Regions from separate parts of the Homo sapiens genome. Here all the other regions are linked to region 2. Evidence: chromatin contacts called from ENCODE Hi-C or POLR2A ChIA-PET data. All regions are on one chromosome and are shown on one strand. Each heading gives the region's core, a stretch centred on a gene start or an enhancer-like site at or near the end of the contact. The rest is flanking DNA. Distances are from core to core; before and after follow the strand shown.

What was found. A loop is a pair of places that touch in the nucleus more often than their neighbours do. ChIA-PET counts read pairs that join two places held with the same protein, here RNA polymerase II (POLR2A). Pooled maps may share reads with other maps.
Region 1: a map of gastrocnemius medialis shows a loop between it and region 2 (12-fold over the local background). The contact joins the promoter of WNT9A here to the promoter of COQ8A in region 2. A Hi-C loop is called at or near these places in 1 of 168 maps with a recorded cell type or tissue (gastrocnemius medialis) and 7 of 50 pooled maps. POLR2A ChIA-PET finds 5 or more read pairs at or near these places in 1 of 52 experiments (activated CD4-positive, alpha-beta T cell).
Region 3: a loop to region 2 is called in a map of CD8-positive, alpha-beta T cell, with 5 times the contacts of the local background. The contact joins the promoter of PYCR2 here to the promoter of COQ8A in region 2. A Hi-C loop is called at or near these places in 1 of 168 maps with a recorded cell type or tissue (CD8-positive, alpha-beta T cell) and 7 of 50 pooled maps. POLR2A ChIA-PET finds 5 or more read pairs at or near these places in 1 of 52 experiments (RWPE1).

Annotation. Positions count from the first base shown.
Region 1 is chr1:227,946,533-227,949,232 of GRCh38, reverse strand. WNT9A (Wnt family member 9A) reads left to right here and starts at 1,301. Exons shown (of 4, transcript NM_003395.4): 1 at 1,301-1,440. The coding sequence starts at 1,346. LOC124904533 (a long non-coding RNA gene) reads right to left here. Exons shown (of 2, transcript XR_007066912.1): 2 at 1,930-2,531. RefSeq lists silencers at 1,187-1,266, 2,370-2,479 and an enhancer at 1,347-1,396.
Region 2 is chr1:226,938,934-226,941,633 of GRCh38, reverse strand. It overlaps COQ8A (coenzyme Q8A), which reads right to left and starts at 1,340. Exons shown (of 15, transcript NM_020247.5): 1 at 1,235-1,340. RefSeq lists silencers at 1,115-1,274, 1,325-1,634 and enhancers at 1,905-2,004, 2,195-2,244, 1,979-2,670.
Region 3 is chr1:225,922,901-225,925,600 of GRCh38, reverse strand. PYCR2 (pyrroline-5-carboxylate reductase 2) reads left to right here and starts at 1,351. Exons shown (of 7, transcript NM_013328.4): 1 at 1,351-1,557; 2 at 1,830-1,900. The coding sequence starts at 1,491. RefSeq lists silencers at 1,005-1,084, 1,225-1,314, 1,625-1,754 and an enhancer at 805-1,454.

The sequences.
Region 1 (2,700 bases), core at 52-2,551, 1.0 Mb before region 2:
GCTCCGCCCCCCAGGTTCTGCGGTCACTGTGCCAGAATCAGTCCCTGCAGGCACAGAGGGCACTGCCTAGAGACCTGGCACCGCAGCCCAGGTCTCTGAGGCCCCTGCAGCACGTGGCTGGGCAGGCTCGCTGGCCCTGTGTCCTCAGCCTTGGCAGCCTAGCCCGTGTTGGAGGCACCATCCTGCACTGACCAGGGTCTGCAGGTGGCAGGCATGCCACCGCCAGCCTGGACCCCAAGCCCTGTTCTTGTGTCCCTTGTTGCATGGCACAGAGGCCCCATCCAGGGAACTTATAAGCCTTCTCCTGGATGCCACCCCCAGGTCTGTCTGGAATGTGTGCACCTGTATCCTAATGCCAGCTCTGGGTCCTCTGACACCATTCTGCTTCAGAAGCAGCTCCGAATCCGTATCGCAGAGGGGACGAGTCCCCGGGCTGTGACTGAGCGCTTCCAGCTGCCTGGGTGTGCACCTTCCATCCCAGGAGTCCTCTTTCTCCCCGTCCCGGCCAGGACACAGGCTCTGAGAAGGGCGTTGCCCGATGGCTGGTGTTTCATTGACTTAGCCGCTAGCTCCACTCCCACAATTTAAGAATGGGGAGACCATCAGGACCCCAAAAGGTAGAGCTACTCACCTCACAGCCCCAGCAGGCTACGTCGCTTCATTCCCAGGCCGAAAGCGGCCACAGTCCCTGCCAGAAAGGAGCGATTCTCTGGCCCCGCTCCTTGAGGGGGTCAGCATGCGCAAGAGGCGCAGGCATCACCGGCTGGCCCGACTCCTCCTCACCAAGCTTCCCCCGGAGCAGCCGCGCAGCGCCCAGCTCGGGGCAGACGGCTGGGTCCTCTGTGGAACCATCCCCGACCGTCCCGGCCTGGAGCCCCGCCGGCGGCTAGCCCGGCGGCCAACGCCTCCCCTCCCCTCCCCCTCAATCCCGCCCCGGGGGCCGCCCCAAGCTCCCACTGCAGCGCCCCCAACGCTCTACCCGCTTCCCGATGCCCGCCTCCGGCCCCCCAATGCCGTCCCGCCGTGGTCGCCCCGGGTTCTCGCACGCCCCGCCCTCGGTTCCCACCGCTCTCCGCCTCCCCTTCCTCCATCCCCGCCGGGCAGGGCGCGCCCGAGACCCGCGCCGGGAGCGGCGGCCGGGGCCCCGAGTGGCCGGGAGGGGCTGGCGGGCTGGCGCGCGCGGCTCGGGTTTCGGCCCGCCCCCGGCGCCGGCGTGATCCCCTCCCGGGCGCGGGGCGGGGCCGGGCCCAGCTGGCCGCGCTCCGGGCGCTATAAGAGGGCGGCGGCCGCGGCGCGCCCTGCGCGGAGCTGGGAGCGCGATGGTCGGCCGCCGAGGCGCGGCAAGATGCTGGATGGGTCCCCGCTGGCGCGCTGGCTGGCCGCGGCCTTCGGGCTGACGCTGCTGCTCGCCGCGCTGCGCCCTTCGGCCGCCTACTTCGGGTAGGTGCCTTCGGCGGCCGGCGCGCACTGGTGGGCGGGGGCGGCGGGGCCGGGGCGGGGTCGTCCGGAGTCCCCGAGGCACCCGGGGTGGCTGGGGCCGGGGCGCGGCGGGGCCGCCGGGTTGCCTGGCGCTGTTTGTTTGCGGCGCGCGCGTCGCTCCGTCCGCTGCGCGGCACGGCTAGAGAGGCGGGTGGACCCGTCCGGCTTGCGCCGGGCCGCGGTCCTCCGTGACCGCAGAGTCGTCGTCGTCGTAGTCGCCGCCGTGAGCAGGACTGCCTCGCGCTTAGGGACTGGGATCAGGTCCCGACTTCCTTGGGCCGCCGTGTCCTTGCCAAAAGGCTGGAGCCTGAGTCCTCAGCCCCTGGCCATCGCCCACCTAGCAGCTTCCCCCCCTTTCTCTTCTCGAGAAGTTAATTTAACAATAACAAAAATACGTACAAAATCCAGATGTTCCTCGCGCTGAGCCCCAAACGGAGAGAGAGAGAGAAAGAGAGAAATCCTCCAAGCTGGAGGAATTTATTTTTCTTGCGCTTTGCTTCTGACTCTGTGGCCCGGGCCCCGGCCCGCGGGAGCGCGTCCATGGAACCTGGCCGGGAGCGCAGGGCCCGGCCGGGGCGTCCCGCGGTGTCATTGCCCGTGCTCACGTGTCTCTGCAGCAGCGCTTTGCCGGGCTGTCGGCGCGTCTCTCTCTTCCTTTCTTTCCCTTCCTTCTTCCCTCCCCCTCTCTGAGGTCTGGGATGCCCAGTCCTGCGACCTTTACAGGGACCCTCGCTGCGCTTTGGGCGCGCTGAGGTGCAGGGTGGCGCCGTGCGAGGCAGCGCCCCGGGCCTCCCCGCCACCCTCCAGCCTCCTACCCCGAGCGCCGCCGCTGGGAGCCCTGGCTGGCCTTCGGATCCCAGCCCCCGACCTGGACGCCCTGGGCCGCTCCCTCAGCCGGGCCGCCGCCCTCCGCCGGTCACCTGTTCCCGGCCCTCTGGCCTGAGCGCCAGCGCGCGGCGGGCTGGCCGGCAGAGGGCCCCGTTGGTCCAGGAATCTGGCACCCGCCCGGGCAGGGAGAGGCCGCCTGGGCCGAGGAGCCCTGCAGGTGTATCCTGTTCTCAAAGAAAATAAAATATTTTCATGGGAAACTTTCCCTTTGTGTTTTTCTTTCTCTCCCTTTCTTCTCTCTGTTCCTTTCTTCTGGGTCGTCTTCCAGGGTCAGCCCGGTGTCTCAGTTCCCTGGGGCCCCCACCCGCAGCCCTCTCCTGGCTCCAACTGTGG
Region 2 (2,700 bases), core at 91-2,590:
CCGGCTAATTTTCGTATTTTTTTTTTTTCGGTAGAGACGGGGTTTCACCATTTTGGCCAGGCTGGTCTCGAACTCCTGACCTACGGTGATCCACCCGCCTCGGACTCCCAAAGTGCTGGGATTACAGGCGTGAGCCACCGCACCCAGCCGCCTGAGTCTTACAGATGCTGCTCCTGTAGCTCCCCTTTTGTCTCTCCTCGGGAGAAAGGCCTTCCTCCAAAAGAAGAGTCTCCCAAGAGCCCTCCTGCCAGGATGACCTACCCATCCACAGCGTGACAACTGGCAGGCTGGCATCAAGGAATGTTCAAATCCTTTGGCAATCAGGTAGGCCTGGCATGACCAGCTACTCAATCCTGTCACGTAGATCCAAGGCCCAAGTGAACGTGCACAAGTTTTTCAACAGGCTGTAGGCCCGACTCAGGCTGGAAGACTGCACACAAGCCTCTCACCCTTCAGGAACCTGACATCTCTCACCCAAATGGGGAGTCCCAACACCCAAACCTGCCCCTGCAGCACTCCCCATCGCCCAAAGAGGGTTTGGCAGAGGGGCTGTTACCTCTGTGCAATGGGTGAGAATGAGCCTCGGAAAGGTTCGAGTTTAGGGGAGTAAGCCCAAACCACTCACAAGACCCCCCAGAGTTTGGAGAAGAGGAAAGGCCAAAGAAAAGCGAAAGGAAGAAAGGATCAAAAAGGATCCCCTGTCCCAAGTTCACACAAAATTCCCACCTGCGAAGCCCAACAGCTGGCTCCAGCCAAGGAAGTCAAAGTTCTCACCCAAACCTGCAGCCAGCGGCAACGAGCCTAGAGCCCCAGACACACAGTGCAAGGGGGTCTGGGAGTGAAGAACAACATTATTAGAAAGCGAAGCATCAAAGCTGTATTGGCGACCAAAGGGCATGGGCAACGGGCATTCGGCAGCGGGAAGGCGGTCGGGCAAGCAGCGGGCGTGTTCCAGGGACCCAAGGCTCTGCACGTGGCCCTCGTCTCCTCCCCGAAGCAGGAACGAGGGGCTGAGGTGGACCCAGGGACGTGAGACGGCTGCAGAGGACCCACCCTGCAACTGAGGCGCCCCCACTGCGTCCGGACCTGAGGCTCGCGGCCAGCGAAACTCGCGGGGAAGCTGCGCTGTCACATGAAGAGAATGCAAGAAGGGCTGAGGTGGGTGTTGACCCCAGCTCTGGCCGCAGCCAGACGGCGCCTGGGCACGCGGCGGGCCGGCGGGTGGCAGCCTTACCTGGCTGCAGGAAGCTGGGATCCGCGGTCACCTTCTAGCCGCCTCCGCGCCCGCCTCTGCGCGCTGGCCACCGCGCTGACGCCCGCCACGCGCTCCGGATCTGTTTACCAACTCGCCCGCTCCGGGGGAGCCCCAGCTCACAAGCCCCGCCCCGCGGGCCGCTCCCATTGGCTGCACCGCCGTCCGCCTGCCGAATGCCGCTCTGCGCGTGGGAGCGTGCTCGGCCCGTGCTCCCGGCCCGTAGCCAATCGCGACCGAGAGCGGAGCAAGAGGAGCCAATGGGAGGCTACCTTAGCGGACAGGGCCCTCCTGTTCTCCTTTTCCCCACCTCCCGGCTACCTTTCTCTCTAGCAAACCGGGGCTGGAGGCCTGGCTTTGGAGTTGCTGGCCTGCGCGCATGCGCCTTGAGAACGGGAGCCTTTTTCACTGCGATGCAGTGTGCGTGGCCGCAAAGGCACCCCTGCGTGCTTGTTGCCTCCAGACTGGTGCTTGCTGGGCCTCTGCGCGGGCCTGGGAGGGGAGGCTGTGGACCAAGCAGACGCGACTGCGGGGCGTGGAGGGTGCCGCCGCTTTAAGGACCGGGCGATGCCTGTTCTTTGCTCCTCTCTATGTAGCAAGAGCCCCTTGCCCAGGGTCCACAAAAAGCACTCCGAGGAGGGGAAACGCGGCGGGCAAGGCCGCGCACTTCCACTTCCGGCCCTTCGGCCGGGGCCCTTCAGGCTAAGGATGCTTGTTTTGTGTGGCGCCATCCTCAAAACAGGAAGCCTCTGCCACCCGCGCCCCGAGGGTAGAGAGATAGTACCCTCACCGGAGTCGCTGTCCGCCCGCCGGTCTCGTCGGCGTGCAGGTGCCCGCAGTCGCTGACAGCCGGGGTTTTGGAGGGCGCGCAGCCAACACGGGATGGAGCTCGGGTGCAGCCCTCGGCGTCCCCGCCGAGCAGCCCTGGGAGGCACCGCCACCAGCAGCACGCAGATTTGCCCCGTCACTCCCTCCTTAACGAGAAAAGGAACGTATGAGCCAAAGTCGGCTCGACAATTTCCACTCAGATGACCCCAAACACTGGTCTGCAGCTCTGTTAATCGTTCTTGTGGAAAAAAGAAATAACAATTTAGTTTTTCATGAAATGAAATACTCAAGCCAAAGGATTGTTCCTTATTCTGAGCCTCCCCCCGCTTTTTTTTTTTTTTTTTTTTTGGTATTGTGAAACGAAAATTCACTCTGCCAAAAGGAAAAAAAATTAAACTGAAAGCTGAGTCATGCAACTGCCTTTCCTTTTGTTCCTAAGCAGATAGCTACAGATTAAAGGTGAAGTATCTCCACTCTATGTTCACCTTATCTTGTGTAAAGTGCCGATTTACTGAGCGCCAAATACATAACTGTTGCCCTACCTGCTCCCTTTATCGCAACATGTGGCTTCAATAATGTGAACATACCTTCCATCTTCCCCCTCCAGCCTGCTTTTCCCC
Region 3 (2,700 bases), core at 102-2,601, 1.0 Mb after region 2:
GGTGGAGGTTGCAGTGAGCCGAGATCGTGCCATTGCACTCCAGCCTGGGCAACAAGAGCGAAACTCTGTCTCAATAAATAAATAAATAAATAAATAAATAAAACATAGCATTATTTTGCTTAATAGTAAATATTATATTTGGTCCTCACTTTAAAGGGTGCACAAACTGAGGGCCTGGGGACTTGCTCAGGGAAGTTCACAGAAAGCAGCCCCTTGCCTGGGAGTGGGGGTGTGCATTACACGGAAAGGACTAGAAAAGCTAGCAGAGAGACCATGGGAACTAAGGGTCCTCAGCTCTTCTGAGTCCTCTAGGAACGCCACCTTCTTCCTCTCTACTTCTGTCATTTGTTCCCTGCGGCCCCTTATATTTACTACTGATAGAAAAGGAAACATCACATTGGTGGAGCTTTTAAAAGCAAGAGACAGGTCGGGCGCGGTGGCTCACGCTTATAATCCCAGCACTTTGGGAGGCCGAGGCGGGCGGATAACCTGATGTCAGGAGTTGAAGACCAGCCTGAACAACATGGTGAAACCCCGTCTCTACTAAAAATACAAAAATTATCCGGTCGTGGTAGCGGGCGCCTGTAATCCCAGCTACTGGGGAGGCTGAGGCAGGAGAATCGCTTGAACCCGGGAGGCGGAGATTGCAGTGAGCCGAGATCGTGCCACTGCACTCCATCCTGGGCAACAAGAGTGAAACTCCGTCTCAAAAAAAAAAAGGCAAGTGACAGCAAGGGGCTGGGGGGTGCGGGATCGCGGAAGAGTCGGAGACTCGAACTTGTCCTTCTTGTATCTAGTTTGGACAAATTCGCGAGAAACACTCAAGTTCAAGTGAATAAGCCGCGGCTGACCACCCTGGTGCCGCCTCGCCGCCACCTGGTCTGAACCTCGCCGCCACCTGGTCTGAACCTACGCCAGGAGGGCCTCGTTCATCCCCGCAAATCGGCAACCTGGAGAATTCCTGTGGGCCTTGAGGGGCATCTGATGGCCAGCGCCAGAAATAATATTAGCCAGGCCTGGGCCAGGCCTCAGCCCTGAGCCCGAGGTGGCTTAGGGACGGCGACCTCAGCCTTGGGGTGGGGGGGGGGGGTGGGGGCGGCCGGGCGTCCTGGGCCGGCGGGCGCCTGGAGCTCACGCCAAGCTGCCACAGGGGCTTCCGGGACTCCAGCCCGGAGTTCCGCCCTCCAGTCGCGAGCGGAGGAGGCGGGCACGCGGCCTGGCTCGGGCCGCGGATTGGCCTGCCCCGAGATCCTGGCCACTGATTGGTCGCCCGGACGGGGCGGGGCCACGTGGCCTAAGGCGCCATCAGCCGCCCGGGAGATATCCGCCGGGGGAGAATAGGGTTGCACCATCCCAGAAGCTGCTGTTAGCTCGCCGGTCCTCGGCACGCCGCCCGTTCGCCCCTGCGCTGTCCGCCCTTCCCCTAGCGTTACTTCCGGTCCCTCGCTGAGGGGGTTCGTGCGGCTCCCAGGAGGCGTGAACCGCGGACCATGAGCGTGGGCTTCATCGGGGCCGGCCAGCTGGCCTATGCTCTGGCGCGGGGCTTCACGGCCGCAGGCAAGCGCGTGGAGGCGGGAGGCGGCTTCGCGGGCGGTCCCGAGGCCCGAGGGGGCCTCCGTCCCACCAGCATGAGCGAATGAAAGGGGAGTTTGCGTCCGGTGGGGTAGATGAGACTCTGGTTGAGCAGCAAGTGCGTCTTCTGTCCTCGTAGAGGGTTGAGGGGGAGAGGGAGACTGGCACTGTTAGGACGGCTCTGGGTTTTAGAGCCAGGGAAAGCGTGGTAACGGGCTGGGCCGCGACCCCTAGTTGAAAAGCTCTGTCTTCTGCAGGCATCCTGTCGGCTCACAAGATAATAGCCAGCTCCCCAGAAATGAACCTGCCCACGGTGTCCGCGCTCAGGGTAGGTGGAGCCGGGCGGAGTGGGAAGCGGGTGGAGGCCCAGGAAAAGGATGACCTGAGATGAAGTGAGTCTGGCCGGCCCCTGCGCCCAAGTGCTGGTCTTTGGCCGGCGGTGACCTTTACTCCAGGAACGTGACAATCTTTCCACCTTCTCTTGGGCAGCTCAATGTGGTGGGAACACCCAGGGAGACATAACTGGGGGTCAGATCCAGACACTGGAGTGGTAGAGGATTAACTGAGGTGATTATGTGATGAAAGCACCTGGCACATAGTAGGTACCTAATAAATACTCATTTTTTAAATTTTTTTTCAGACAGGGTCTTACTCTGTCGCCCAAGCTGGAGTGCAGTGGCGCGATCTCAGCTCACTGTAACCTCCGCCTCCCACCTCAGCCTCCCACCTCAGCCTCCCGAGTAGCTGGAATTACAGGCATCCACCACGCGCAGCTAATTTTTGTATTTTTGGTAGAGAATACTGTTGGCCAGGCTGGTCTCGAACTCCTGGCCTCAAGTGATCTGCCCGCCTTGGCCTCCCAAAGTGCTGGGATTACAGGGGTGAGCCACTGCGCTCAGCCATTTTTCTTAATAGACGAGTTGTATGACCTTAAAGTACTCAGCCACTTTGAGGCTATTTCCTCATTTACAACAGTGGCCACTTTGCTGTTATTCTGAGTCGTGAATGAGCATATTGGGAAGAATCTGGTGAGTTAGTTGTTCTGTTCTCCAAAAACATATTCCAAGTCTTCACCCAAAACCTGTGCTCTGTGGGAGAGGATGGCTGATGAGGCAGGTGACAGGCAGT